Regions from separate parts of the Homo sapiens genome. Here regions 2, 3 and 4 are each linked to region 1. The links are chromatin contacts, found by Hi-C or POLR2A ChIA-PET in ENCODE. All regions are on one chromosome and are shown on one strand. The core of a region is the stretch at or near the end of the contact, and the rest is flanking DNA. Distances in the headings are between cores, read along the strand shown.

Evidence for each region. Hi-C counts contacts between places; a loop is a spot of excess contacts on that map. ChIA-PET counts read pairs that join two places held with the same protein, here RNA polymerase II (POLR2A). Pooled maps may share reads with other maps.
Region 2: a loop to region 1 is called in a map of ovary, with 4 times the contacts of the local background. The contact joins the enhancer-like site here to the promoter of ATP13A3 in region 1. A Hi-C loop is called at or near these places in 9 of 168 maps with a recorded cell type or tissue (B cell, CD4-positive, alpha-beta T cell, CD4-positive, alpha-beta memory T cell and 5 more), 15 of 37 single-sample maps with no recorded cell type and 23 of 50 pooled maps. POLR2A ChIA-PET finds 5 or more read pairs at or near these places in 1 of 52 experiments (activated T-cell).
Region 3: a loop to region 1 is called in a pooled map, with 3 times the contacts of the local background. The contact joins the promoter of XXYLT1-AS1 here to the promoter of ATP13A3 in region 1. A Hi-C loop is called at or near these places in 3 of 168 maps with a recorded cell type or tissue (CD14-positive monocyte, dorsolateral prefrontal cortex and naive thymus-derived CD4-positive, alpha-beta T cell), 3 of 37 single-sample maps with no recorded cell type and 12 of 50 pooled maps. POLR2A ChIA-PET finds 5 or more read pairs at or near these places in 1 of 52 experiments (activated T-cell).
Region 4: a loop to region 1 is called in a map with no recorded cell type, with 3 times the contacts of the local background. The contact joins the enhancer-like site here to the promoter of ATP13A3 in region 1. A Hi-C loop is called at or near these places in 3 of 37 single-sample maps with no recorded cell type and 4 of 50 pooled maps. POLR2A ChIA-PET finds 5 or more read pairs at or near these places in 1 of 52 experiments (PC-9).

The regions. Positions count from the first base shown.
Region 1 is chr3:194,483,543-194,490,153 of GRCh38, forward strand. ATP13A3 (ATPase 13A3) reads right to left here and starts at 3,460. Exons shown (of 34, transcript NM_001367549.1): 1 at 3,024-3,460; 2 at 2,252-2,293. ATP13A3-DT (ATP13A3 divergent transcript) reads left to right here and starts at 3,598. Exons shown (of 2, transcript NR_033929.1): 1 at 3,598-3,630; 2 at 3,914-5,003. RefSeq lists silencers at 2,700-2,759, 2,850-2,899, 2,930-3,589 and an enhancer at 4,260-4,479.
Region 2 is chr3:195,251,306-195,257,011 of GRCh38, forward strand. The region is part of intron 1 of XXYLT1 (xyloside xylosyltransferase 1); the gene reads right to left. Among named protein-coding and RNA genes, the nearest start is that of XXYLT1, 17 kb to the right of the region's middle. RefSeq lists silencers at 541-590, 4,794-4,968 and enhancers at 1,410-1,459, 2,249-3,036. Within about 2 kb of position 1,991, at least 7 of the 41 ENCODE cell types and tissues checked have a DNase peak (open chromatin) inside an H3K27ac peak, as active enhancers do.
Region 3 is chr3:195,091,553-195,098,086 of GRCh38, forward strand. It overlaps XXYLT1-AS1 (XXYLT1 antisense RNA 1), which reads left to right and starts at 3,036. Exons shown (of 4, transcript NR_104188.1): 1 at 3,036-3,126; 2 at 3,733-3,825; 3 at 4,047-4,155; 4 at 4,368-4,505. All of the region lies in intron 3 of XXYLT1 (xyloside xylosyltransferase 1), which reads right to left. RefSeq lists enhancers at 2,477-2,546, 2,667-2,836, 2,907-2,956, 3,421-4,620.
Region 4 is chr3:195,115,297-195,121,505 of GRCh38, forward strand. The region is part of intron 3 of XXYLT1 (xyloside xylosyltransferase 1); the gene reads right to left. Among named protein-coding and RNA genes, the nearest start is that of MIR3137, 16 kb to the right of the region's middle. RefSeq lists enhancers at 2,005-2,547, 2,548-3,088, 2,822-2,881. Within about 2 kb of position 4,360, at least 8 of the 41 ENCODE cell types and tissues checked have a DNase peak (open chromatin) inside an H3K27ac peak, as active enhancers do; they include PC-9, where a contact is called at or near this core.

The DNA of each region.
Region 1 (6,611 bases), core at 2,210-4,709:
CAGAGCCACTGCACTCCAGCCTGGGAGACAGAGCAAGACCCTATCTCAAAAAAACTCAACATGGTTTTGACGACTACAGATTTACTCTCTCCATAGGCCAATTAGCTTCATTTTCACAAAAACTATGTTCCAAAACCAAGGCTAAATCCCATCAGCTACCTCTTGGATCCAGATGAGATATGGCATATTCAGAATACATTCAGAGGTAACACCAAGAAGAAATTTAATTTCTAATTTCTTCTGGCTACTCCAGGCACACTGCCTATCGAGCAGCCCTGTTCTGCAAGAAGCAGTATTAAAAAATGTTTTTAAAACTTTAAAAAATAAGAAATGTGATTCTAAGGAGGGAGAGAGAAGGGAGAAAAGGATGAGTACAACATATCTAAGAGTTAAACTGAGCTATATTTGAATGGATGATAAATGGAATAGGAGTTGGCAGCTTATCACCTATCAAAGAAAACAGTCAAAACAGTTCACAGTTGTGTGCTAAAAGAAGGTGATCTAGTGTGTGACACCTATTAAGATGACATATCTGATTTATCACCAGAATCTGAGGTTCAGAGATGTTATGTTGCCTAGTCACATACAACTAACCTTATAAACCCAGAGACAGAAACCTCTGTGTTAAGCACATTAACACAGAGCTAGGTTTCTGTCTGTCTTCAAAGTCGCTTATACTGTAAGCTCCTTAACTTCTTTAATTTTTTTTTTAACAAAGAAGAATATTGTTACCTGAAAGTGTTGAGGATTAGTTGAGACCATATGTAAAGAAAGGAGCACTTTTCCTGGCACATAATGGTTTCTTTCCTTCTTCCATTCCATATATTGAATCAAACTATGCTTGTATAACGTGGTGGTTTTGTAACTACTGTGAATATGAGGTTTTAGAATATGAATATGCTTTATTCCTAAGATAAATAGTAATCTTAGGACATAGGCACTATATCATATTACTATGGATATACAACCTACTCAATGGTCAAACTCAGTGAGAATAAGCAGTGATGGGGACGCCCTATGGAACTTTATCTTTATTCTGTCTTTTTTCTCAGTCTCAGTGATGTTGGAAATAAGAACTTTATACTTGTGAATGACAACAAAGTGGTTTATAATCTCGAAAATCTTGAAGACAGAAATAGGATTTCAAAATGAGCTCGATAATGTGGTTTATCCAAAGCGGATTCTGTGTGTTGTATATTTGGTGACCTAAACTAACTATGTAAGTATCAACCGCCAAGCTCGGTGGCTAGCGCCTGTAATACCAGCACTTTGGGAGGCCTAGGCAGGAAGATCACCTGAAGTCAGTAGTTCACGACCAGCCTGGCCAACGTGGTGAAACCCTGTCTCTACTAAAAATACAAAAAATTAGCTGGGCGTGGTGGCACACACCTGAAATCCCAGCTACTTAGGAGGCTGCGACAGGAGAATCGCTGAAACCCAGGAGGCAGAAGTTACAGTGAGCCGAGTTCACACCACTGCACTCCAGCCTGGGCAACAGAGCAAGATGCCATCTCAAAAAAAAAAAAAAAAATTTAAAGCAACCAAATAGTGTCACTTTTCCTACCCAATCCCCTGACCAAAGCCAGGCATTGTTGTTCTAACAAGGCTCAAAATCTCAATTATTTCACTCTCTGCCTGATCTAATGGTAGGATAATGCAAATCAAAGATACCAGCAAAAGTTATGTTCTACAACAATCATTAATAATAGGTTTACTACTTCGAACAACTTCCAAGCACTGATTTGCCTTAAAGGGGTTGCAAACCAGGATGAGATGCCCACACACATTGATTTTTGGCAACTGTAGTCTATTAAGCAAAGCAACAAACCTCTAGAGAAAATAATGTCACATATATTCCAGTGAAACAAAATTAATACATGTACCTTGGTAAAGAGGCTGAGCTCTAACCAAAGATAGAGCACTGTTCATTACGTACTCACCCTTCAAAGGAATCAAATCGAAACACTTTCATTTTAACAACGATACTTTTTAAAGGCTTTATTTTGCAATAATCTTTCAAGTCCCTGCATTTCTTAGATTCCTTAAATTCTAACTTCCTGCCTCATAGATCTAAAGTAGCCATGACATACCCAGGTATGTTCTACTCATTTAGTTAGAATCGTATAGAGGAACACAAGTCTGTTTCTAGGTGTACGACTCCACACCCATTCATTTTGCACTAATATAACCACTAAATATAGCTCTAAGACACTGATGATTAAAAGCGGCTAATTATGTGAGTGATTCATACCTCCTATGTCCAAACACCAAGATTCAGGGATGTCTGTCAGATCTATGGGAAGAGGAAACAATAAACACCTGTCACAAAGCTTCTTCCACACCGGGAAGCCCCCAGCTGAGTTCCTGCCAATCCCAACCCGATTCCCTCCCCCTTCATCCCTACCCCTCACCTCCCCAAAAAAGCCAGAGGTCATACTTCCACCAGAACCTGACTCTGTGAAGGGAATGGAGAGACAGAAAGGCCATAGCGAGAGTGGCCACGAGAGCACTGCTAGGGCAAAGGGCCCTGGGTTTTTCTAGTCCTCACTGCCACAGAGTCCGAGTGGGAGGCCTCAGGCAAGTCAGAAGTCACTTTTCCTCCACGGGACTCACTCCTTTTATCTGTGAAATGCGGAGATGGCAAGCAGCTCCATACTCCACGGCTGAGGACGAGCTAGGGTCCCGCACAGACTCATCGAGGGCCCTGCCAGCACCCCTACGCCTCTGCCCACAGGACCTCCACCTCCCACAGGACTTTCCGAAAGCTCTGACTACCAACCACCAAGCGCCCGGCCCCCACGCTCGCCCCCGGCAGGCGGCGCGTCCCCCCCAGGCCTTCGCACCCACCGCGTGGGCTCCTGCCCTGGCCTCACCTGCCCCCGACACTCCCCGTCCCCGCGATGCCCAACTCCGGCCCGAGAAGGCTGGCCGCGACCTCGCCCGGTACCCGCCGCCCCGACACCACCATTCGCCTCCTCGACCTCCCCCGGCGCCGCTGCCCACCCGCCCCTCGCCCCGCTCACCGGGGCCGCTCACTGGCCGCCGCCGCGCCGCCTCCTCCGCGGCCTCCCTCGCGGCCGGACCAGCCCCAGGGACCGCGGGGGACCCGGCCGCCGCTGTCGCCGCCGCCGCCTCGCCTCAGCCCAGCCCCATCGCCCTCGGCCGGCGCCGCGCGCTGCGGCTCAGGGTGAGGGAAGGAGGCGCCGCGGCGGGGCCGGGCCGGCCCTGGGACGTCCGCGCTCTCCTCCTCCTCCGCGCCCGCGGCGGCGGCGTGCAGCCGGCAGGGCGAGAACAAGGGAGGGCGGCGGGAGGTGGGCAGGGGAGGGGGGCGGTCTGCACTCCGAAACGGCCCCCCCGCCGCCAGCGACGTAGAGAACCCCCCTCCCCTCCGCGGCGGCGCCCGATCACGCTGCGGGGAGAGCCGGCAGGCAGGCGGGGGAGCGCGCGCGGGCTCAGGACTCCCGCGCCGGATGTGAGGTCACGTGGTGGCTTCATCCCCGCGCGGAGGGCGGAGGGGCGCGGGCGACGTCAGGAGGCGGGGAAGGGGCGGGGAGGGGCGGGGCGATTTATAGGCCCCGCCCACCCATCGCCTTTGCCACCCTCGAACGGGCAAAAGAAAGAAAGAGGCAGGTAAGGGGAGGCGAGGCCGTCCAAAAACGCTGGGTGTCAGCCCGGGGTGGCTAATGGAGGGCGGCTTTTCTGGTGGGATGAAATGGAACGGCAAATCCCACTTCATCCCCTTTGGGCTATGACAACATCATAGTCCAATCTCCCATTTTATGAACAGGGAAACTGAGGCTCAGTGACTAGACAGACGTTGCCCAGAGTCATGGTCATGGAGGAAGCTTGTGCTAGAATGGTGGAGAGGAAACCAGAGCCCAGCTCCTAATGCAAGGCTCTTTCATTCCTTTAGCCACCCTCGCCCCCGCCAAAACAAACAGACAAAAAACTGTCATTCTCATATGACCACGGACTCTGCGCCCCGGCCGCAGGCGGAGGACAGGGAGGAGCGCACACGAGAAAGCTCCCACGCGCCCGCGCCTCGCCTCCGACGGGAAGGCGCCTCTTCCGACCGTCCTGGATGCAAATTAAATACTTCCCTCCGCAGAAGACTTATCTCGGGGTAGGGCCGCAGCCGGATTTCCAAATCGCGGGTTTGATTTTCGCTGCGTCCTCTCCGCGACGCGCGCAGGGAGCGCGCCCGGCCACCTGCAGCCTCTGGCTGCGGCCATCTTTCCGCCTGGGGCCACCTGGCCTGCGCCCTTTGTGCCCGGCCCGCTCCGTGACTGTTCTTCTTGCCGCTACTTACAGAACTCAGCCGCCTTAGCGTCTTAGAGAAGAGGACGGCATGCATGCGGACCCCGTCCACCACACCTGGAGAGCAGGGAGCCCTTAGTCCCTGGACACTTACCAGGGCCGCCACCCCTGGTCCACGCACGTGATGACATCTCACCAGGGGCAGCACACCGCCCGAGTCCGCGACACTGATAACACCTCCTGCGGGCAGGAGGGCGCCACAGCCACCCCTGGTCCCCTAGATTGTGTGAGGCTAGCATTTCTGCCCGCCTCTTGGCGTGGACAGCACGCTGGACCGAGATGGAACCACAGCTTTCTCTTCCCAATCCCTGGCCTCACCGTTTTGTTTCATACCTCACCGTTTGTTTCAAACCTCGTGGTGTTGAAATGATTAAATGAGATTAAGGGGTGTGTGGTAGTGTTGGGCAAACCACAAGAAAACGGTCTGGGTGGGGTCTGGCCCTAAAATCTTCCTCCCCCACCTCCCAGGCTTCCTTGCCTTGCTGCTTCCTCTCAGCCTTTAAACAGGTTGGCCTCTCCAAGTCCTAAAAACAAAATTATCAAGCCAACCTCCTCCTGAAGTGCTCCCTCCAACTAGCTTCCAAGTGTTTCATGCGGACCTCAAACAATGGTCTTCCCTGGCTGCCTCTGCTTCCTCATTTCTCAACACTTGGCATTCTGGCTTCTCCTCCCCAACTCTAACCCTTCACCTTGCTCAGGCAAGAGCAACTCATGACTTTCATTTTGCCAAACCTTGCAGGCATTCCTCAGGCCTTATCTCTCTGGTTCTTTCTGCTACATTTGACACCTTGGGATGACTCTCACCTTCTGGAATCTCTCTACTACCTTGGTTTCAGAAGAGTGAACCCTCTGGATTATCACATGAAGGTAAGTAAAGCCTCTGCCTCCTTGGTAACATCTACTTGTGAATCTGCACCTTAAATTCAGGATTCCACTCTAAGCCAACAACTTTGCTCACTTCACTCATTCTTCTGGGATTGCCTGCATCCTCATGGATGCAGCTCCCAAATTAGCAATTTCCAACCCAGACCCCTTCCACAAAATTTAGAACCAAATATCCAATTGCCTGCCAGGCAGCTCTAGCTAGATATCACAGACACCCCAAACTGGACATTTCCAAAACTGAACTCATTCTCTGCTTTCATAGCTGCCCCTCCCTCAGCTGTTGGCACCACCATCTCCACAGTCATCAGAATTAGAAAGTTGGGAATGAGTGAGTCATTCTTAATTCAGCCCTCTGCCTTACCCAATCACCAAGTCCTATCTATTTCACCTCCTTAATAAGCCTCAAATTCCTATGGTGGGCTGGGCGCAGTGGCTCATGCCTGTAATCCCAGCACTTTGGGAGGCCGAGGCTGGTGGATCACACGAGGTCAGGAGTTCAAGACCAGCCTGACAACATGGTGAAACCTCATCTCTACTAAAAATACAAAATTAGCTGGACGTGGTGGCACATGCCTGTAATCCCAGCTACTTGGGAGGCTGAGGCAGGAGAATCGCTTGAACCTGGGAGATGGAGGTTGCAGTGGGCTGAGATTGCGCCATTGCACTCCACTCTGGCCAAGAAGAGCAAAACTCCATCTAAAAAAAAAAATTCCTACGGTGGTTCCCACTGGCATCCATCCTTTCCAGCCTGAATTGTTAGACAAATTCAGCCTTCAGAGTGAACTACAATGCACTCCATTTAAAATCCTAAGAGTTTCCCTAGGCTTCTGGCTGCAGTGTATACCTCCAAGCTACCCAGCATGAACCTGTCAACGCGTTCGGGCTTTTAAAAGATCACAAAGAGCCCCAGAATTCGAGGTGCAGCCAAAGTAAGGCAACATACAGCCAGTCAAGGGAAAGCTATAGGAAAAAGAGAAAAGCAGTTGGATATTCCAAAAACTTTTCTGTTACAGATGTTTTGAGAATGGTGAAAAAAGGAATTTGGACACTGGCTTTAGAGGAAGTGCTGAGTCACCAGGAAAGGCTTGAGCATGTTTATGGGTTGAGGGAAAAGAAGGTGCAAGAAAAAAGGAGAAACCCAAGATAGGCGAGAGAAAGGGAGTGGAACAGTCTGGAGAAGTCCTGGAAGACTTACTGGTTCTCAAGTCATGATGATTCTGGGTCCAAGCCCACTGCTTCCCCCCTCTGATCCTACTCACTGTAAGCACCAACCCTGATTGCAGCTGCATGGAGGTAACAGTCATACCAGTAAGGTCTGACGTCACTTCTCAGAAAGGCTATTTTGCATCTTCTTCATCCTCAAAACCCCCATCTTTGCATGCCCTTCCCTCTCACTGTCCCCTTACTTC
Region 2 (5,706 bases), core at 741-3,240, 770 kb after region 1:
CCCAAATCACTCATGTGACCCCATGTGTTTCTGACAGGGAAGGCGGGGCCCAGCCAGGTGGAAAGGGGCTATCCACAGGTTAGGCAGCAGGTCCCTATAGGAGCCAGCCCAGAAGCCAGGCCCCCGGCCCTTCTCATACAGCCCTGCACCTGCCCATGAAGGGAGTGAGGCCAGGACAGACGCCTGTGAAGCTGCGCTGAGCACCGGGTCCAGACTTCAGTGAGGGGCTGCTCCGCCTGCAGCTGGAGGCACCCTCCTCTCTACCCTCCACAGAGACTCTGAACGCTCTCGGAAGGTTGGCCCCAGTGTCTGCACAGCCAGGAAGTCTGAGGTGGCACAAAGGAGCCACGCAGGTCTGCTCTCAAAGTTTCCCTCCTATCCTATTTCCAAAGTTGCCCCCAAGCCTCTACTACCTCCTGCCTCAAAGGCAGCAAGACCCACACCAATAAAAGGGAGTCTCCGCCAAGTGCTCAAGAGAACATGGAATGGGAAGGGGAACAGCCACCTGGAGGGGAGCTCACCAGGGTCCTGCAAAGCAGAAGATGCACACACCCCAGGACCCAGCAGCCCCTTCCAGGCGTGACCCTGGAGAGCCTCAAGCACATTGTTCGCCTGGGTGTTCACAGTAGTGGGAGTGACAAAACAGGGGAACCACCCGGCCATCTCTCAGAAGGCAAATGAGTAAACGGAGGTCCACCCACAATAAAATACTACACAGCAATTAAAATGACAGGGCAAGACTTCCATGTATCAGCAAAGATAAATCTCAAAATCATAAGGCTATGAAATCTCATACTCACAATGAAATGTCAAATGGATATATGAGACTGTTTACATAACTGCTGAAAACATACAAAGCAGTAATACATATATATTTTATGCATACATATGTGGTAAAAATTAAAAACATACAAATTGCACAAAACACCAACTTCTTATTTGTGACAGTAAATACCTCTGGAGGGAGTAGGATGGAGAAGAAATAGAGTGAGCTTTAGCTACGTCTATAATATTTTATTTCCTTAAAAAAAGAATCTTAAGCAAATAGAGAAAAATGTTAGCACCTATTTAACTTACACAGTAGAAACAAAGATATCTGTTACTTTTTTTGTTTTCATTTTTCTGTTTTGGCTTATTTTAGAATTAAAATTTTTTAACATCTAAAAAATATATCGTGAGAGGCAAAAAGCGGGGCTGTGTAATATAAATTAGCAGGAAAAATTCTTTATAATGAAGAGGCAAGAGAGTGGGCACTGAGGAGCAGCCCTGATAGACCTGATCTTCACATGTGTTAATTTGTGGGAACAGGACCACATAGGACTGGGAAGTGTTTCTTGTGGAGAATCAAGGAAGGTTCCTGGGAACAATTCAAAAGAAGAAAAAAAACCACACACACACACACACACACACACACACACACACAGAGAGAGAGAGAGAGAGAGAGAGAGAGATTCACTGTGGTGTTATTTATTGTGTGAAAAAAACAGAAACTCACAGCTCAGGTTACAAAAGAAATATGACTATAACGTATGCTACAGTGATATGAACAATAAGCTGGAGACAGGGCAGGGGCGGCGAGGCGGGGAGGCGTTTATGGCATACGCCACCGCAGGTGGGTCCCCTATTCAGTAACGTGAGTAGAGAACAAAATTCCCCTGCTCTATCCAAATTAGGCCTGCAAGAAACAAGGGCTCAAGGGAACGTGGGAAAATGAAGACGGTTTGTTGAATGAGATTTACAGCTTTCCACTACCTGGAGAAGCAAGTCACAAAGGGCTCTCCGTGGAGCCCAGGCACTGCACCCCAGCTGCCCGCTTTTCTCCAAGCACTTTCTCCTGCCCTTTTCTTGGACCCTCCCTCTCCCCGGGGCCCAGGGAAGGCTGCCCTAAGCACTGACTCCTCTCCTGGGGCAGTGAGATTTCCCTCTCATATTTCCAGGCTGGAACAAATCCCCCAAAGACTCCCGTAAATCAGGTCCAGATGCTGCACATGTCACAGAAAAAGGCTGAGAAGTCAACAGCTCCAGAAATCAGGAGGCGAAGCGGCAAGATCCCGTTTCATTTCCCAAGGCCCCTGCTTAAGACACAGCCTTAAGCAAAAGACACGTTTTCATTTTGCATTTGCCTTAAAATGTCTCCCAACTCTCTGAGAGCCACATCAGTTCTAAAATCTTCAACTGCTCACATTTCTTTTTTTTTCTTTTTTTTTTTTTTTTTTGAGAAGGAGTTTTGTCTCCCAGGCTGGAGTGCAGTGTTGTGATTTTGGTTCACTGCAACCTCCGCCTCCTGGGTTCAGGCAATTCTCCTGCCTCAGCCTCTCGAGCAGCTGGGACTACAGGTGCCCACCACCACGCCTGGCCAATTTTTGTATTTTTAGTAGAGACGGGGTTTCACTATGTTGGCCAGGCTGGTCTCGAACTCCTGACCTCAGGTGATCCGCCCGCCTCGGCCTCCCAAAGTTCTAGGATTACAGGCGTGAGCCACCGCGCCCGGCCTGTTCACATTTCTGATCAAAGCGAAAGCCACTCAGTCACTCAGTGAGCCCAAAGAAGAGACCAGTAAGCAGGGCCAGCCTACCTGGCAGTTTACATCCTCTGCAAACGCTGCTCAGCAAATTCAACTATGTAGCCAATCACTCTTCCCTCAAGTGAGTTTTAAAGGGTAACACCAGAGGGAAACGGTGCTCTCGGACAAGTCACGGGGGTGCCCACTGCCCAGCTGTGCACCAGGGGGCACCCCCACTGGGGTGGGGAGATTTCCCTCTCACATTTCCAGGCTGGAACAAGTCCCCCAAAGACCCCCATAAATCAGGCCCCAGGGGGCCCTCAGCGCTTGGAGACTCTGGCCACAGACGTCAGCAGTGACTGCCCAGGCCTGGCAGGTTCTCCAGGGCCTCAGCCCCAGGGCCTGGGACCAAAGCCCCACCCTGCACTGACCACAGGTTAAATTTGCCCTGAAACTGGGGTCAGCAGCAGAAACAACACGCCCCTCACCCTCCCAACCACAGGACGCAGGCTCGAAGCCTGACGAGGTGATTTTCAAAGTACCATCTGCTCCTGGGAAGCCATTCCCTGAGCCGGAAGCTTGTTCCTTTTCCCCTGTGAGGAAACTGGGGGCCACATGGCATCACACAGAGCCCTCTGCAGGCTCAGTCACCCTCTCACTCTTGCTCAGCACGTCCACGGGGCATAATTAAGTCTGTAGGCTGCGGGATCTCTGTGCCAAAACTGCTCTTTTGTTTCCCAAGGTGAAGCATCTGGAACCTGGGCATCCAGGCAACAGGCTCGCAAGGCCCAGATTCAGGGGCAGCCACCTGCGCCAGGCTGGGACCTGACACAGGGTGAGCAGGTGAGCCACTGAGCAGGACCATGAGGTGGCATGCTAAAGCTGGGCACAGCCACCAAGGGTGGGACACAGACCTGCAGGGCCTTCACGGGGCCAGGGCAGTGCCTAAGGGTCCACCTAGCACGCGTCAAGCACAAACAGCTGCGCTGTGCACATTCAGTCACTTAACGTCGCCCTCACACCAATGTTTTGGGGCAGGTGATAGGACTGGGCCCCTGCTACAGAGAGGAGGTGGTTCAGAGAATGTAAACAACTACCCCCCACCTCCCAGAAAGATGAGGTAGAGCCAGGATCTAAAGCGGCCCATCTGTAGCCAACACCATACTCATTCAAGAGACACACGCCCATTCCCACACCCGCTGCACAGGAAAGAGAAAGAAGTCAGACTCGGACCCTGTCCCCAACTGCCCCAGGCTGGGAAATTCACCAGCACTGCGGACAGAGCAGGGGATAACAGCAGCATCAGAAAGACCCATAAGGCCATAGGTTTGCAGAGGGAATGCAGTCCCTCAGCAAGGAGCTTCAGTCGGACTAAACCAGCAGAAAAGGCGGTTTCCGAGTACCATGCTCGCACAACAGGGAGCCGCCGACCAGGCCTGGAGATCCCTGTGACAGTCACGGCAGGACTGGGGCTGCAGGAGTGCAGAGCCAGGTGGGAGACAGCAGCGGGGTTCCCTACCCCACACGGCTCGCACCCACGAGCTCAGCCCCCAGCAGGACCCAGTCGGGCTGGGGACTCAGCTCCATCCAAGTGGGCTGAGCAGGGCCAGGCAATGGGTTGGAGGGAGCCATGACTCTGGGCCTGCAGCTGAGGAGGCTGCAAAGCTTCCTTCTGGAGCAGCCGATCAGTGGACGTGGAGCAAAGCCTTTCATTGTCCACAAAACACAGACGACTGCAGGGAGTCACAAGTGGGTGAGATCCAAAAGCTGTGTCAGGCTAGAAACCAAAACAGAAGACAAACCGGCGCACAGAGCAAGCACAGCGTAGAACTGGCTTCCGAACACAAGGGAAGGCAGGCAGGGAGACCATGAGTGCAGGGAACCAGAGAGGGCACAGGAGAGCTGCTCCCAGTCTCCCTTGTCCACTGAGCAGCTGTGTGGCCCTGAGCAAGTTGCTTGGCCTCTCTGGGCCCCCGTTTTCTCATGGATAACATGAATAGACTCAACTCCAGGACCAGAGTCTGGACTCCCTCCAACCCAGACCTCTTCTGCAGCTAAATGAGGGAGGTGGGGCTCCAACATCTCAGCCTGTAAATCCCACCTCCTAGAAAGAGGCTCCCTGCTGTTCTATGGGCAGCTCCTGGAGGAGGGAGGGAAGGTCCACCCCGGGCAGCCCTGGGATTCCCCTGTTCTGTGCCACCCAGCTGACCAGGGGAAGAGGCCACCCAGCCAGCAGCAGGCACAGGGGCACCGTGGGAACCCTTCTGGTGGGGCCCCAGCTCTCACAGAGCATTCCTGGCTTTGGAGGGACAAGAACAAACCGCCAAAATCAACAGGCATCGGGCAGAGTGCTGAAGAATCAGCAAGCCGGACTCCAATCATGGCTCCGAGCAAGCTCATCTGTGCAGCCTCTTCCTAGGGGAGACTAGCTACCCCTCACAGGCCTGGCTGCTCCAAGGTTAAATGAGGGAGGAAAAGCAGGATCCAGCATGGTGCCTGCCACCCAGGGTCTCCTGCGATGGTGGCAACTGTGGCTCATTGACGGTGACGATAAACCTGAGACAGCTCTGGTCATTCCAAGTCCCTCGCCCTCATGCTCCGCGCAGGCCTGAGGTGCGGCCCTGCACAGGGCAGGGCCCGAGAAACGAACCAGTACCTCCCAGAGGACGGAAGGGAAGTCAGCACGGAAGCCTCACCTAGGGTCATTCCAGGGATTATCCCAGAAAGAGGGGAAGAGCAGCCTCCTCACACCCCGCAACTTCTCACCCGCACATTCAGGATGGGGTCTGGAAAGGGCATGAGCTCTGTAAGCCCCCAGCACTGTTTATACACGCCTGGAAGAGAACAGACTGTTACTCAGAGCCGGAGCGTCCCCACTCCTCTTATGATGAGAAACTGAGGCAAAGACATCAGAAGGCCTTGCTAACAGAAGCCAGGGTCAGAGGAAGACCCAGAACTCAGGATCAATAACATCTGGGCAGGACTCTGTCCACCACACTCCAGCTGAAGTGAGCGCCCAGGGGCAGGTGCAGGCTGAAGAGCTTGCCCAGGGCACTGCCTGCCAGCCGGGGCTCTAGGCAGACCAAGCAACCTTCCCAGGGCTCTCAGGTAAGGGAGACAAGTGAAGCCCCTTGTACCTCCCAAGGGCCAGCATCAGCATTTCTTCATGGTAATGCAAGGGGGACAGTTCCAAAACCCAAAAC
Region 3 (6,534 bases), core at 1,786-4,285, 610 kb after region 1:
AAACCCACAGCCAATATCATACTGAATGGGCAAAAACTGGAAGCATTCCCTTTGAAAACTGGCACAAGACAGGGATGCCCTCTCTCACCACTCCTATTCAACATAGTGTTGGAAGTTCTGGCCAGGGCAATTAGGCAGGAGAAGGAAATAAAGGGTATTCAATTAGGAAAAGAGGAAGTCAAATTGTCCCTGTTTGCAGACGACATGATTGTATATCTAGAAAACCCCATTGTCTCAGCCCAAAATCTCCTTAAGCTGATAAGCAACTTCAGCAAAGTCTCAGGATACAAAATCAATGTACAAAAATCACAAGCATTCTTATACACCAACAACAGACAAACAGAGAGCCAAATCATGAGTGAACTCCCATTCACAATTGCTTCAAAGAGAATAAAATACCTAGGAATCCAACTTACAAGGGATGTGAAGGACCTCTTCAAGGAGAACTACAAACCTCTGCTCAAGGAAATAAAAGAGGATACAAACAAATGGAAGAACATGCCATGCTCATGGGTAGGAAGAATCAATATCGTGAAAATGGCCATACTGCCCAAGGTAATTTACAGATTCAATGCCATCCCCATCAAGCTACCAATGACTTTCTTCACAGAATTGGAAAAAACTACTTTAAAGTTCATCTGGAACCAAAAAAGAGCCCGCATCGCCAAGTCAATCCTAAGCCAAAAGAACAAAGCTGGAGGCATCACACTACCTGACTTCAAACTATATTACAAGGCTACAGTAACCAAAACAGCATGGTACTGGTACCAAAACAGAGATATAGGCCAACGGAACAGAACAGAGCCCTCAGAAATAACGCCGCATGTCTACAACTATCTGATCTTTGACAAACCTGACAAAAACAAGTAATGGGGAACGGATTCCCTATTTAATAAATGGTGCTGGGAAAACTGGCTAGCCATATGTAGAAAGCTGAAACTGGATCCCTTCCTTACACCTTATACAAAAATCAATTCAAGATGGATTAAAGACTTAAACGTTAGACCTAAAACCATAAAAACCCTAGAAGAAAACCTAGGCATTACCATTCAGGACATAGGCATGGGCAAGGACTTCATGTCTAAAACACCAAAAGCAATGGCAACAAAAGACAAAATTGACAAATGGGATCTAATTAAACTAAAGAGCTTCTGCACAGCAAAAGAAACTACCATCAGAGTGAACAGGCAACCTACAGAATGGGAGAAAATTTTCGCAACCAACTCATCCGACAGAGGGCTAATATCCAGAATCTACAATGAACTCAAACAAATTTACAAGAAAAAAACAAACAACCCCATCAAAAAGTGGGCGAAGGACATGAACAGATACTTCTCAAAAGAAGACATTTATGCAGCCAAAAACCACATGAAAAAATGCTCATCATCACTGGCCATCAGAGAAATGCAAATCAAAACCACAGTGAGATACCATCTCACACCAGTTAGAATGGCAATCATTAAAAAGTCAGGAAACAACAGGTGCTGGAGAGGATGTGGAGAAATAGGAACACTTTTACACTGTTGGTGGGACTGTAAACTAGTTCAACCATTGTGGAAGTCAGTGTGGCGATTCCTCAGGGATCTAGAACTGGAAATACCATTTGACCCAGCCATCCCATTACTGGGTATATACCCAAAGGACTATAAATCATGCTGCTATAAAGACACATGCACACGTATGTTTATTGTGGCATTATTCACAATAGCAAAGACTTGGAACCAACCCAAATGTCCAACAATGATAGACTGGATTAAGAAAATGTGGCACATATACACCATGGAATACTATGCAGCCATAAAAAATGATGAGTTACTGTCCTTTGTAGGGACATGGATGAAATTGGAAATCATCATTCTCAGTAAACTATCGCAAGTACAAAAAACCAAACACCGCATATTCTCACTCATAGGTGGGAATTGAACAGTGAGATCACATGGACACAGGAAGGGGAATATCACACTCTGGGGACTGTTGTGGGGTGGTGGGAGGGGGGAGGGATAGCATTGGGGGATATACCTAATGCTAGATGACGAGTTAGTGGGTGCAGCGCACCAGCATGGCACATGTATACATATGTAACTAACCTGCACAATGTGCACATGTACCCTAGAACTTAAAGTATAATAAAAAAATAAAAATAAATAAATAAATAAATAAATAAAATTAGATGCTACTTCAAGCCATTACCTGGGGAAAGTAATTAGACTCCTCCGAAAATAACAGCAGTTCTGCTGCCACTCCTGGAGCCTTTCTTCTGGAATTATCTGGCCGTCCTCCCGCTGCCCTTCTCCCCACAGCTGTTCAGGGTGCAGAACTGCCCACTGGGGAAAAGGTGCCCTGACTCCAAGCGCATCCAAACTAATTAGGAGCCTATCCTCCCCCAGCCCACGTCCGTGGAGGCGCCATACCCCCAAGGCCTGGTGCAGTCAAGGGGAGAGTGTCAGCTGCTCCCCTCGGGGACAGTGGCAGCTCCTCCTCCTCCTCCTCCTCTTCCTCCTCCCTGTGTGGAATTTCGTGGGCTGGCTTGCTGGGGAGGCCATGAAACATGAAATTCACAGCACTGGCCTCTCCTGTTCCTAGGTCTCAGACTGAGGGAAAAGCATAAAGAAACGCTGGCTGTGGACGCACCTTGGAAGGAGGCAAAGGAGAAAAGAAAGCAAGCACCCGACACAGCCCAGCGAGGCCCCAAGGAGGCCCCACGCCCCACTGCCTGTCTGCACTCTGCTGAAACCCACATCCACGCCCCCAGGCCAGCTGGCATCTTCCACGCTTCCCTGCTCTCTTGGGGCCTCCTCCCTCACGCCCTCAGTGTCACCTCGCCCTTTGCCCAAGACCAACAGACACCTGCCCACACGCATGCAGGCCCAGAGTGGCCCGACCAGGCTTCCTCGCCCCTTGTTCTGTCCAGACACAAAGCTGACATGGGAGTCCGGTCGGCAGACTCATCCCCACACCCTGTACAAAGCTGGACACCCGCGGAGACCTCCGGAAGCCAAGATCTAAGCGCTTCGATCCCACATTCACAAGCCCCCTCAGCGGGGATTCCCAGACGCACGCTTCTCCTGAGAGAGTCCAGCCCCTCCTGGCGGCCGTGGTCCCTGGATGCGGGTGCTCGAGGCCTGTGTGGGTAATCACGCTTCCCGTCTCCACGCCACCCTTCCCCCACAGAGTCGCCTGCCCTTCCACACAGACAAGGGGCCACAAGGCCGCACCTTCCCCTCTCCACACAGCCTGCGAAGGCATCGCAGATGCCATTCTGATTAGCAAATGCTGCCTCTGCTCCACCACGCACCTGTTCTGTGGCTCAGCTCTGCCACTGGCCCTCCAGAAGGTTTTCTCAGCTAACCCCACTGGCCTCCACCTCCCCTCCCAGGGTTCTCTCACATAAGAGTTACTAGATGCAGGGCAGTGCTTCCCAGACCTTACTGTGCGGGGGAAATGTGTGTCCGGGATCTGGTTAAAATGCAGACTGGGATTCCGCATCGCTGACAAGCCCCCAGGTGATACCAACGCTACTGGTCTGCAGGCCACACTTTTGAGTAGTGAGAAGGTGGAGGTAAGAGTGAGGACTCTGAGTCAGGGAAAGTGTGTTCTGGCCCCAGCTCCACCAGAACTAAGCATTACATCTCATGAGACTGCCGTGAGGGCTGCATGAGGTAATGCAGTGTCTGGCTGTCGCGGGAACGCAGCGTGCACTCGCAAATGCAAATTCTCTTCCTCTTGCTCCAGTCTTCTCCCTGTGGCGGTGGTGAGTGTAATGCCTCAGAAGACTCTGCCAGGGCATTAAACAAAGTCATACGCGAACCCCCCGGTGCACGGCAGGTGGGTGATGTGGGTTCTCCTTCCTTGCCTTCCACCATCTGGGACTGGGGCCAGCACAGAACCTGTGCCCCATATGGTCAGGGAAGGCAGGGGGACAGCTCCTAGAGCTGAGCCTTGCAGATGGGCACTCTTACAGCCGGGCCTCCACATCCAGTTTGAGTGCTCATGTGTGGTGTTGGGGAAAGGGGTCGTTCAGGTCACACTGGTGGGCAATTCTTCAGGGGACTTTGTCACCTGTGTGCTTATGCGTGAGCAACAGCGCCTGATGACTCTTGGGAAGAGCCACAACAAAGCGAGGGCCTGCAGGCGGCAGTGGCCAGGGAACCCTAGGTAAGGCCCTAACACGTGCGGTCCCCTGATCTGCGGGTGGGGCAGCCTTCACTGGAGGGGGAGTGAGTCTCAGTGAATCAGAGTGGGTACATGTGGAGCTGCAGGTCAGCAGCTCAACAGGGATGAGTAAGGTGCTTTCAGAGGCCACGTTAACCACATCTGGCTGGGAAGGAACCAGTTAGCAAACCTCTCTTTCCCTGCCCTGTTTCCAGCCCACAGGAACTCAAGCAGCTTCAGAGAAGGTCTTACTTGTTTCCGGGGAGAGGCCAGAGGCTCCGGGAACCCAATTCAATATGTAATATATAGCAGTGTCCACGCTATGGTCTAAGCAAAGGCAAGAGGAGAAATAAGGTTGATGGATGGCTCCATCCTTAGCACGCGTTTATGGACACCCACCCAGCCTTCTCCCAGCCGCCACGGCTCTCCACACACAGACAAAAGCAAAGCCCTTTGACCTTAAGCAGAAAAGTACACTGTCTCAACATACTTTTATAGAGTACCTGCTAAGCCTGGGGCCACCTAGGGGAGATTGGAGGGTCCCTCTAGCATGGCTGCAGCCCATGCACAGCAGGAGGATCTGTGTGGCCAGACGGGGAGGCTGGTGACAGTGGCGCAGACACAGCACTCAGAGGCCTCCAGGTGCGGAGAAACAACATGTGACGCAGACACCATGCTCTGTTCCCAGTGCGTCCCCAACACACACACGTATATATACACGACCATGCCCATGTGCACTTACATAATACACATGCACATACGCACACGTGTACGTAACAGACGCACATGCTGACAAACACACACGATACACACACACACACGCATACATTTCCTCGGCCTTCGGGAAAATGGAGTTCAACCTCCCATCTGAAGTTGAACTCGTTTCTTCAGAAGTGAGTCTGAGTCTTCATTTCTCAGGCACAGATGTGCAAGGAAACCATTCCTTCTCCTCCTCAGGCCTTCTCAGTGCCCTGGTAATATTTACACAGTTATTTAACAAGCAAGGCTGAGCTTTCCTTTCAACTGGCAATTAAAATCAGAACATAGAGACAAGCTTTGTAAAGCTTGGTTTCCATAGAGGATAATTTTCTTCCATGGGTTTAAAAAAATGAGAATCTTGACTGAAACTGTAGGTACTCACGTCAACAGTAATGCCCACTCAGTCTTCCAAATTGAGATAGAATGTGACTACCTTTTGCTGGAGGTTAGAAATAGTTCAAATTTGTATAATTTGTTTCCCAATTTAATAAGAAAAACAACAGGGGTGAAAATGGTCAGGCTGCGCTGAGCGCTGGGCAAAGGCAGGCTGTTCTGATTCCCGCCCAGCAGACCCCTCAGACGGGCTCCCCTGGCGTCCCTCTGCTGGGACTTCCCATGTCCCTGTTGTCTTGAAGAAAGGAACAAGACATATAGGCCGGTTCATTTTTAATCTGCTGCTGGTGTGGCCCAGTCCCCTCAACCAGACTGCTGGCAACTTTAAGTTGGAGACAGTTCTTGGAAGCAGGCTCAGTGCTGAGTTGGTTTTGACATAAGAATACATACACAGACAGACAGACAGAGAGATATACTGTAGCTGACATTTACTAAATGCCAGTCACCTTTTAAACAATTTATATCAATGATTTCATCCTCACTAAACTTTGTGACGCGGGTTACAGCAATGGCAAATGCGTATCAACACGTATCTAGCACCACGTGTGGGTTACAACAGCAGCAAATGCGTATCAACACGTAGCTAGCACCACGTGCCACCACATGCAAGCACTGTTGTGTTTATATCTGTGACCTCATTCAGCTTTCATAAACTTATGAGGTTGTTATTATCATGATCCCCACTTTATAGACAAGGAAACTGAGGCTTACAAGGGTTAAGGAATTGAGTCAAAGCCCCCCAGCTAGTAAGTGGTGAGGTCTGGATTTAAACCCAGGCAGCCTGGCCTGGAGCCCCCACTGATAAGACTGTCCTCGGCTGCCTCTCAGTGCATGGCGAGCACCCTGTGAACAGTCGCCAAGATAAAACCCAGCCCTGAGCACCTCCGCTGGGACCACACAACTGCTTCTGATTCTCCGGGGGAGTGTGAGTGGAGAAAAGACCCTCACACAAATGCCCCCACCCCCCCACCACGCACACACAAAGAAGTCAGGCTGGGCAGGAAAGACGCTTCAAACCAAATGTCTGGACAAAGAAAAGATGAGACTGGTGGAGGGGAACCGAGAAAGGCTCATGGAAGGTACTGTGGTGGTGAATAAGGAAGGACCCACAGAGTCCCACAGTCCCAGCAGTGGGGCGGGTCGGGAGGGGAACAGTGTGCTTCTGGGCCTAGGGGCAGCAGAGAGTGGCGGAGGAGACAAATGTGCATGATTCCACACACAGGAAATACC
Region 4 (6,209 bases), core at 3,110-5,609, 630 kb after region 1:
GGTGATTTCTGTCCAAACTCCATAATCCTCAGACCTCAACTTAGACTGTTCATCCTTCAGCCTCCTAGAGAGTCCAGGAATGGCTGTGGGCTGGCAACAGCTGCTTCTGAACTAGCCAGGAGTCCTTCAAAAGGCCCAGCCGGAAACCTGCCCCTTGAGCCCCTCCAACAATGTTGTAAGCACCTAATTCCAACAAGAAACTCCTTCTGCTTACACCACCTGGAGTGGTTTCTGCTTCCTACGCGATCCCTGGTTGATAAACCCTGCCTGGCAAACCGAGCACGCGTGAAGGCCTCAGGAGCCACAGTGGAAGTGGTTTGGAAAGCACAGCTATTTACAGGACGACTCCCTTCATCTGGTGCGGAGCAGTAACCCCCTCGTCTGGCTCCGGCAGCACACCGTGTGCGCTCTCACCTTTGAGCTGAGGTGTTCACGTCCGAGGTGGAGGAAGGAGGGCGGCAGGTGCAGGCCAGGACCGGACCTCGGTTATCTAGAGAGTAACTAACAGTGCTTTGTCAGAGGGCGAGAGGGTCTGATGGGGGCAGCTCTGTATGAAAACTGGAGGCGCTGAGGCTGTCCTCAGGCTCAGGAGACAAAGACCGAGGACAGGTGACAGGGACAGTGATAAGGAGCTGGGCCGCTCAGGAGATGGCAGGAAACTCAAGTCAGGCAGCTGAAGCATGCACTATTTGCCACAAACGGAGTCGGGCTATCTAAAACAGGTTGTTTACGTGGACTTGATGGGCCTATAAGACTCAGCGACAGGGAGAAGCAGCTGGATTGGGGTGTGTTGAGCTTTCCTGTCACCCAAGGCAGAGGGGCGCTGTGTTCTGGTAGGTGACATGCACTATGAGATCTCAAGAGCAAGAGAAAGAAGGCATGCCACCACGAGCGGTGGAATCTGCACCATGCTGGATCTACTGACACATCTAAAACATTCTCAACTGCAGCAACATTTCTGGGCAAGTAAGTTCTAAGCGTGTCTGTTTCCCCTCACAAATTCTAACCAGAATGCTTTAAGCCAATGCTTCTCCAATTTTAATGTTTCTGTGAATTATCTGGGGATCTCGTTAAAATGTAGATTCTGAGTCAGTAGGTCTGGGGTGGGGTCTGAGATTCTGTTTCTGGTCCATGAACTACACTTTGAGTAGTGAGACTTGAAGCTTCAGAAACATCAGTCAAGATCCAAACTATTTACAGGTGCACTGCCAAGTGCACATCAGCAAGAAGGGAGGGAACTTGGCCCAGGAAACACAAGAGAGAGACAGTAGAACCAATCCACAGGACAACTTATCAGCTCTCACCGGCTTGCAACTCTATTTCCTGCTCTCTCCCTCACCCTTACCCTGGGACGCTTGGGAGAATAAGATTTAATTTCCCATTTCTGGGGACTCTAAAAACTGTGCAGAAGGGAAAGGGAAGGTAAGTCATTGAGGGCTGACCATCTCCAGGACCAGGTAAAGGCTGAGACGGAAACACACTTGCTTGCCTGCCTGACCCAGAAAGCCTTGTTCTCCTTTCTGGAACCTCGGGAGCAAAACAGGCAAAGGTCCCACAGGTGATTGGGGGAAGAGCAATCCAGATGGCAGATAATCCTATACAATAATGCTCAGGCACACCAGGGGTCAGAGAAATGAAACAAAGTAACAATGAAGTGTTACTGCCCACCCATCAGCCCAGCCAGCACAAACAAGGAAATCACAACTGATGCTACGGGGATGTGGAAACAGGTGCCTTCATGTACTATTAATGGAAGTGAGAATTGCTGTAGTTTATTGGGAAAACAATCTGGAAACATCCTATATATATATAGTGTATACACACACACACACACACACACACACACATCCCCTTCAGCTCAGCACTCCTACTCTTGGGAATCTATGCCTGGGAAATAAAAGCACTAGCTCGGAAGGACACATACACACACGCGTCCATATGTACAAATGAGAATGTTTGTGGAAGCATTATTTATAAGTGAAAAAACTAGAGATAAAATGAATGCCATCAAAGTAAGAATGTTGAATCAGATGTGGGCCATCCATCCTATGGACTACATTAGCAGAATGAAATAAGAGAGGCATACCAGTGAACTTGAGGGATTTTTCTATGAAGTACTGATGAGCAAGAAAAGCAACATGCAGTAAATTTGATTCATATGATCTCATTTTTATAAAACAATTTTTAAAAACTTGTACATGTATCTATGTGTTGATGTGTGTCATAAGTGTCTATGACTTTTATAAGCACAGATAAACATATGGGAGGATTCCAAGTTATTAAATGAGTTATTTGGTGTGGAGTAGGGGTCGGGGTAGCGTGGAAACAAAGGGAAAAACTCCATGCACCCCCCTCTCTCACGCACACATGCATGCACACATCCAGGGAAACAATAAGAATGAGGGGTCCCTGGCCCTCTTTCCCTCTGTGGTGCCTGCCCGGAGCTCAGCTCTTGTGGGTAGCTGTCACTACAGGACACTGTGGAGGGGACTAATTACATGCCAATAAGTGTAAAGGTCAGTGGCCATCTCAGTGCCACTCAGCACTGGAGTTCCCATTCCTGGGCCCCTGGGCCACAGCCTCCCCGTCGGAATAACACTTGGAAATTTCCAGGAAGAAGAAATTCACTCTGCTCAGGGCAGCATGTTCTACTTTTTGAAAATGACTTTTTAGTGAGTTCTTTCTCACATGATGCTGAATTTCACCCCTTAACGCTTCTGCTCTCTGCTCCACGTCCTGCCCCCTAGAGCCACAAGGAACAAGTACATTTCCTGTCCCATATGAAGACAGAGATAATGCCCCCCTGGGCTTTCTCTTATCTTAACTAAACATCCCCAGTCCTGCCACCGGTGCTGAGCACTCATCTAAGGCATTTCCTGATGGCAGGTCAGGTTCTTACTCCTCCAGTGAGACACAGGGATTTTGATAAGATGCAGGCGAAGACCCCAAATCTCCAAGCCTTCCCAAGGAACAAGTCAGCACTACCCCTATCAGAAAAACTCTGAAGGAGATACAGAGCAGGGTGGGGAGGAAGGCAGTTCCAAAGGTCCTTCTAATTTCCTTAGGAGCCCCATGGCCCGTGGCCACCACTAGCGTGACTACACAATGACTGCCTCCCAGCTTCCACACCGGGCTCCCAGTGCATGTCACCGAGCTTGCCTGGCCATGACTCATGCAGGAAAGGCTGCACAGGTGACGCCAGGTGTGGACATGGCAGAAGGAACGGAAGATGAGGTTAGGCTTGGCTTCCTTGCAATCACCTTCTGAAGGGCTGTGGGCTGCAGCAGGGGCACTGGGCATTCCAAGCTGGGGGAGAATGCAGCCTTCACAGACTTGCCACAGGCACCTATGCCCCAGGGGCATACACAAGGGACTGCAAAGGGAGAAATGAACCATGGTGAGTTAAATCTCATTAATGCAAAACCTACCAACCCAGAATTAGAGAGACCTGGGCCTGGAGTTGACAGCGCCAATCCCAGAAACAGCTTTCACGGGTAAAGATACGAGTACACAATGTTTCAGAATTCCCGAAGGAGGTGACGTAGTAAACTTTCGAAACGTAGTTCCCTGAAGGAGGAATCTTCAGTGGGGTTCTAAGAGCACTGCGTTCCTCTGGGGCTCTGTCATTAGCTGTACATCAGCAGGCAGGTCACCTCTCTGCTTTGAGCCTCAGTTTTGTCTTTGAAAAAATGGAAATAAGCCCAGGCGCGGTGGCTCATGCCTGTAATCCCGGCACTCTGGGAAGCCAGGGCGGGTGGATCACGAGGTCAGGAGTTTAAGACCAGCCTGGCCAGCATGGTGAAACCCTGTCTCTACTAAAAATACAAAAAAAAAAAAATTAGCTGGGTGTGGTGGCACGCGCCTGTAATCCCAGCTACTCGGGAGGCTAGGGCAGGAGAATCACTTGAACCTGGGAGGTGGAGGTTGCAGTGAGCCGAGATTGCGCCATTGCACTCCAGCCTGGGAGACACAGCGAGACTCCATCTCAAACAAAAAAAAAAAAAAAAAAGGAAATAACATATATAGTGAAGCTGATATAAAAATCCAATAAGGGAAATCACATAAAATGACTATGTGACCTTAGATTGCTGTATAAATATGACTTTATTGGTCCTGCTGAGGACAGGCGATGAAGGGTATCCAGTAAGGGACCTGGGTAGCTGCTATGAAATGAGTGACTGGGTGATAACATGAGCCACTTTTCCCAACAAGAAGACAGAAAGAATGGATCAGAAACCAGGAGAGGATTCCAAGTGAATCAAGTGTAAACACACTCCTAGCCCGGGCCCCGCACAGAGTATATGGCCTGACAATGAAGCGATGGCTGGAGCTACATTCCACGACAATGAGCTGGATGCCCCCAGATGAGAGGAGGCCTCCGAGGGCTGTTTCGTCCTCACTCCGCAGAACAATGCTGAGTCTCCCGAATGCCTCTTTTGTTCCATACGGCACAAACATCACAAACATCTTTTAACCACCCTGTGTTTTCCTAGCTGTTTGTTCTTTTCTCAAAGGTCCTAAGATCACAGAATCATCTCCAAGAACAATAGCTGGGGAGCCTGTTCTGCAGTTGAAACAACAAGGTCAAGGGGTTTGTGGCTGAAGCAGGGAAGGCAGGGGGAGGTCAGGGGCTGGGCGGGGCGGGGGGAGCAGCCTGTCCCTGCATTCCCTTGGGATGGGAAGTTCCCACTGGGCCCGCAGGATTCCTGCTCGTGACTGGGGTACCGGCTGCCTGTCTCTAGGATCAGATTCCACTCAAAACTCACATGCTGTCTCTTTTCTCTCTGAAAACAAAAAGCTTAGATTTCTCCTCTGTCTTCAGCCTAAGGCCTCTATCCAGGTTCCACGGACAAGATGATCTACTCAAAGGAGGGCAGAGCCTGGGCGTCCAGCAAAGGCCTCACCCCCACCCACTCTGACACAGTAGCTGCCCCATCCTCCTGGGGGTGCCCCTCCCAACCCCACCACTGCCCTCTGCTGCTCAGATGCCCCCCCCGCCCCAGCCCCCATGGCCACAGAGAAGGAAAGCCTGGTAAAGAGCTTCAGGCTGGGCATGGAATCCTGGCTCCACCACATCCTGGCTCTGAGGCTGGCCTTGAACCATGTGTAAACCATCTGTGCCTCAGTTTTCTCATCTGGAAAATGGGAGTAATATTCATATTGACCTTACAGCATTGCCGTGAGGATTCAGTGACACTCCATATAAAGCAAGCATTGAGCACAGTGCCTGGCACAGGGTGCACCCCAATAACATTAACTAACATTATTATTCCTGTTCAGCTGTAGCAACAGAAACACCCCTGTATTCCCATGACTATCGTTAGCATTGCTATTATCCCTGCAGTGTTCTCCTCGGATGGCTCCATGAAAAGTGCTTAGTAACTCTGAGAGTGAAACCCATTTCATTCAGGATTCAGAGTCAGGATTTCCCTTCTCCGTGGCTCCGTCACTGAGCACCGACTCTGCGGGGTCCCGGAGGGGAAGACAAGGCAAGCTCACGGCACCTGAGAAGCTGGAAGAGCACGGAGAGGGTGTGCGGCCTGGCTGGCACAGCTCCTGCATGTCAGGCCAGCCCCCGCCCTGTTCCCAGACAGTCAGGGTTCCTAGGGCTTACTCCCCCAAACCCTCACCTGCAAATCAGGCTCGTGGTGTTCCCCTACCTCCCTGGGGCTCACAGGCAGGAGAGTGTGAGGGTGTGTGACGTGTGTTGGAGCTAAGATTATATAGCTGGGTGGCCTGTGGGCCACACCTAGCCTGCTGCTGCCTCCTCCGTGAGCACCCCCATGCTCCCAGGGCCCAAACACCCGGGAACCACAGCACACCGGCCATGCCCTTGGAAATGCTGCATCTACCAAAGCCTCCCTGAGCTGCAGGAAGGCCTTGGCCGCCCAGCCATTGAGAGGTCTATCTTTTCACCCGAGGATGTGATCTGCCCTCTACTCAGGCTACACCTACCGAGGCCTTCCAGGTAGAAATTCAGCCAAGGCCTGCCCCAGCGTGTGATTCAAAGGACAAGATGGTGATGAGAGACGGGGTTCCCTCTTGTACAGAAAGCCTTGGGTTGGTGCACGCAGGATGGATGGAGACTGACGCCCACCACCCGCATCTCTGCTCCTTTAACTCCTTTTGGCCTTCATACCCTCCAGGATGACCTCCCAAGACAGGGTTCCTCTAGATATTTTGCTCCCCTGCTGAATTCAGAGCCTCTG